2 separate regions of the Homo sapiens genome follow, and region 1 is linked to region 2. The links are chromatin loops, found by intact Hi-C in ENCODE. Cell type or tissue: prostate gland. All regions are shown on one strand. Region 1 overlaps STAG1 (STAG1 cohesin complex component). Region 2 overlaps PCCB (propionyl-CoA carboxylase subunit beta).

Region 1 (2,500 bases), 59 kb after region 2:
GCCACCACACCTGGCTAATTTTGTGGTGGTGGTGTTGAGACAGAGTCTGTGTCACCCAGGCTGGAGTGCAGTGGCGCGATTTTGGCTCACTGCAACCTCTGCCTCCCGAGTTCAAGCAATTCTCATTCCTTAGCCTCCTGAATAGTTGGGATCACAGGCGTGTGCCACCATACCCATACATTTATAGGATGTAAACTTTAGTGGTTTTTTAGCCAATACAAACTGTCACATGAAGTTGTCTCTAAGTAGCTGTCTTTATATCATGTGGGGCCACCACCTTGATTAAACCTATAAACCTGGAGCAGGGAAAAGAAGGCAGACCATGGCCACAGGGAATGACAAATGGTAGGGTCAGAGGGGCAAGGCAGGCTGCTAAAACAAGGAGAAACCCACCCTGTAGGAAGAGGGGTGGGGATATTGGTTAGGTCACCCATCTTCGGATGCTTGCCATAAGGCAAACCACCTTCTAGGATACTTGGCAGCACAAGAATGCCCAGTTATACCATGGGTGACAGTGAGTATCCTCTTGGGTTTGAAGGCTGATCCCTTAGAGCAAAGGGATCATGAAAACCCAGGATTTGATACTTCTAACACTGTCTCTATTTTCAACCTAACTAAATTTGTTGAGTTCAAATGAGAGTTCTCCCTCTTATCCATCAGAGTAATTCACAGCATTACCCAACTATACACAGAAACACAAGTGAGGAGCTCAAAGAATTTCAAAGTTGGATGGAAAACAACAATAAGATTTTTATAAGCAAAACACGCCATCACCCTCTGCCTTCTCTACAATTTTCAGAGGTCTGTGTACTAGAAAACATTTTAATTACTAGCATGGAGGAAAGGTAAGACCTTGATTTTCTCTTTGAGGGCAACTATTCTCAGAATTTATCAAGTAAGATCTTAAAAATTCTTAATCCATGAGAAGTTTGAGTTTAAAATGTAACAAGACAAAATATTAATTAAATGGATGATAAAGCTAAATACAGTCTATTTATTTGGTGTCCAGACTACTGACAACTTAATATAGGCTCTTACAGGTTTTCTTGCCTAGGAAGTAACCTGCATTTCTTGGTAAGTCCCTGAGAAGAAACAGACCTGCCCAATGAAAATGCACATGCCAACTGAAATTAGCACCTGGTGAGACACCGTACATTTAAAGGTCTGTAAACTTCCAGGAACTGGTATCTTCAACAATGTTTACAGACTTTTTATAGCTCTTCTCACATGAAGTGTTTACCCTCCGTTTGTGGCTTATCATGAACTGACCAGCAATATGTTCTGATGAACAAATAAAGTTTTTCTTAAATAGTTTTACTTTCTTTAAAGGCTTTTTGTGAAAAAGACAAATTTTTGCTACTTACTTGTGTAAAAAGTCTGGTTCAGAACCATGTTCAGACTCAGGTTCTTGAATCTGGTCTCCCATGGGCCGACTGTTCTCCCGCAGTACAGTGGATGTGAGTTGTGGTGCTGGCAGGGGGCCAGGAGTCTGAATCATGGTGTCAGTCCTGTTTAGCCATGTGTTATCCAGACTCTCATCTGTAAAATTCCAGTTAAGGTCACACAATGTCGTGGGTGGAGTGAACTCTGGTAGCAGTCATAGCATAGACTTGTGAAGAGTGTGGCTCTGCAGTCAGACTGCCCACTTTAAATCTCAGTTCCACCACTTACTTACATGACTTTGTGTAAGTCATTAAACTTCCAAAGTTGAGTTTTCTCATACATACAATGGGGATGCATTACCTAACCTCACGAAGTTGTAGGGACTAAATGAGGTAATGTATGTAACCACTGAATGTTAGCTATCATCACATCATCATCTCTTTAAGTCCCTCCATCTCTAAAGATTCATTCATCCTAGAAGGGGAAGATTGCAGCCAGCCAGAGACCTCTCCTCTTTTCTTTGTTCAAGCAATAAAGGGCCTATTTCCTGGGCCTCGTAGGGGTCCCAGGCAGTAGCAATTAAAGTCTGACTGGCTTTTGTGGAGAAATAAGCAAATCCCCTTGCACAACTAGACACTGGTCAGTAACTTCTTGCCAGGTTATACATGTGGAGATGGGTTGAAAGGTTCACCATTTTCATGCCTCTGTACTTCAGGGAAGCCTTCCCTGATTACCCCTACCCAACCCCCCACTTACCATTCTTTGTTTAAACTTTTTTTTCAAGACGGAGTCTCACTCTGTCGCCCGGGCTGGAGTGCAGTGGCGTGATCTCGGCTCACTGCAACCTCCGCCTCCCAGGTTCAAGCGATTCTCCTGACTCAGTGTCTCGAGTAGCTGGGATTACAGGTGCCCGCCACCACGCCCAGCTCATTTTTATATTTTTAGGAGAGACGGGGTATCATTATGTTGGCCAGTCTGGTCTCGAACTCCTGACCTCAGGTGATCCGCCCACCTCGGCCTCTCAAAGTGCTGAGATTATAGGCATGAGCCACCACGCCCAGGCTTCTCTTTTAATTTCTAGAGGAAATACAGTCATTCATACTCACTTAGGACTTAA
Region 2 (2,500 bases):
GTACCTCATGCCCTTAGTGAAGGTTTTAGGGAACTGCTGCCCAGGAGGGGAGGGGAGAGAAAATACTTGCCTCAGAAAGTAATATGCTGACCATCCTACCAGTTACGGGGAGAAAATGCACATATAATTCTTAAAGAACTTCACTGATTAGGTCTGTTGCCTCCTGTATAGAATTTCTGTGGGAAAAAAGCCAAATGTTATCTTATTGTTGTCTTTATCTTTCCACAGATAATGCCTCAAACATCTCTGTAACCAGATGCTTTTGCTTTTCTGTTTTGGCAGAGGAATGTTACGGCATCCGGAGTCATCCCTCAGATTTCTCTGATCATGGGCCCATGTGCTGGTGGGGCCGTCTACTCCCCAGCCCTAACAGACTTCACGTTCATGGTAAAGGTAAGAAAGAAGGGCCTGTTTTTGGTGCCGTTTGAGATTTGTGCAGTTCCTTACCTGCAATAAAAATAATTCCTGACCCAGATCTAGGTTGTTACCTGCATTCTCATTGGCTTTCAGCATAGTGATGATAAGGTGTTAATGGAGAGAGGGTTTTGGCATGAAATCTGTAGCTTGTGGGGGTTCAGTGGCAGGGGATGCTTATGTACTTCATTGGTGGGTGATTTTACTTGTTGATCTGAATTGCAAATGATTTTCAGGTAATCAAAGAATCCTGTCCTTTGACCAGATAGATGACTGTTTACTGAGTCCTATTCAAGAAGTTTCTCATGGAAGGCTTTTCTGTAATCTGTTTATTGGGAAGTTGTTTCTTCCTTTATTTCTTCAGCTCCTTGCCATTTTATTACATTGTGTCCATAATGGTAAAGGATAAATCTGATCTCACACTTCATTTTCAGAGGTACATATCTTTATTACATGACTTTAATGGACTTATATTTTAAAAATATTTTTAAATGAAGTCTATTTGAAGTTATACATGAGTAATTACCATTCATCTCAAACCTTGCTTTAAAAAAATCAGCCTTTTCTTCTTAAAATATTAATAAAAATGAACATTGGATGCCAAGACAGAATGGTTGGGGGGAAAAAGTAGTGATAGCCATCCAACTTGAGGAGAGGAGTTCTAGAGGGAGTGTAAATGGGAAACCCTTTGTTCTCAAGGGAAGTTAGGCAGTAGGAATTCAAAAGTTTCACAAAGTGCTTACCACTTTGACCCAACTATTCTGTTCTTAGTGATATACCGAAAGTAGTGTAAGTGTTCAACAATAAGAGTGTCTTTTATTAATCAAATTTAAGATGGGCCATACACAGTGTCTCACGCCTGTAATCCCAGCACTTGGGAGGCTGATTCAGGTGGATCACTTGAGCTCAGGAGTTTTAGACCAGCCTAGGCAACGTAGCGAAACCCCATCTCTACAAAAAAATACAAAAATTAGCTGGGCGTGGTGGTGCATACCTGTGGTCCCAGCTACTTGGGAGGCTGAGGTGGGAGGATCACTCGAGCCCAGAAGGTCAAGGCAGCAGTGAGCCAAGATCGTGCCACTGCACTCTAGCTCTGGGTGACAGAGGAAGACCCTGCCTCAAAAAAAAAAAAAAAAAAAAGGTAAGATGACCACTTCTCTTACTTGGTGGACAATGCAGAATTTTCTGAACTTTGCTTACTAAGTCTATATATACACACCTAGCTGGTGCTACCCCCATTCTCTCCTCCTTCCTGCCTGTTACGAAGGGAGGTGTGGGATCAATTCCTCTGGCTAGAGCCATCCTTTCCTCCTGCTACACACATCCACATTGCTGAATATAACTCTCCACCCTTCTTCAGGACCCTTATACTGTTCCTTTTCTCCTTTCTCTTTAGTATCTTCAGTCTGTCCGTTGGTACTAGATCCTCCCATCAAAACTTAATCACACTCAGGTCTTTCCTATCATCAAAACAAAAACTGTCCTCTAGTTGGCATACTCCTGTAGCTCTTGCTGTGTTTCTCTCTTGCCATCCCATTCTTTAACACGTGTTAATTTAGCTTTGTCCCCTAGACCACTAAATCGTTTTTTTTTTTTAAGGTCCTCAGTGACTTGCATCACTGTAAATGCAGTTTAACTCTCATTTTCCTGTCTTTCAACAGTATTCCCTTGGCTTCCATTATACCATACTCTGGCATTTCTTCTCACAACTCTGACCATACCTTCCTGGTTTCCATTGGCAATTTACATGATTCCATTCAGACTCTAGATGCTGGAGTTCATTTCAACTGCTTTCTCTTTTAATTCTGTGTTTTATTCTAAGCAATCTCATTTTCTGCTTACAAAACTTTAGTTAATAATTGCATATTAGTGAGACTTCCTCTCTTGTCCTCAGCACCATTCTTAAGCTGTCACCATTCTACATCTTAAATATTCTGTGTATTTAATAAGAGTGCAGTGGAAAATACTAAGTCTTTTTTAAAGGACTACACAAGGTAATTATAAAGTTCTTATGGGAGGAAGAAACACCATGCAAGAATAAACATTCTATGAAAGTAGTGTAATGAGGAGTTAGCCCTACCAGGTG

The links. A loop is a pair of places that touch in the nucleus more often than their neighbours do. Peaks named below come from ENCODE experiments on the same cell type or tissue, not always from the same donor. Only the 100,000 strongest peaks of a DNase experiment are listed, where the experiment ranks them.
Region 1: a loop joins it to region 2, with 1.8 times the contacts of the local background. A loop is called at or near these places in 1 of 110 quality-filtered maps.

Annotation. Positions count from the first base shown.
Region 1 is chr3:136,342,468-136,344,967 of GRCh38, forward strand. STAG1 (STAG1 cohesin complex component) reads right to left here. Exons shown (of 34, transcript NM_005862.3): 30 at 1,365-1,539. Among named protein-coding and RNA genes, the nearest start is that of PCCB, 93 kb to the left of the region's middle. In prostate gland, no CTCF peak of the experiment used is centred here; a DNase peak (open chromatin) is centred at 1,484.
Region 2 is chr3:136,283,555-136,286,054 of GRCh38, forward strand. PCCB (propionyl-CoA carboxylase subunit beta) reads left to right here. Exons shown (of 15, transcript NM_000532.5): 6 at 283-393. Among named protein-coding and RNA genes, the nearest start is that of PCCB, 34 kb to the left of the region's middle. In prostate gland, no CTCF peak of the experiment used is centred here; no DNase peak of the experiment used is centred here.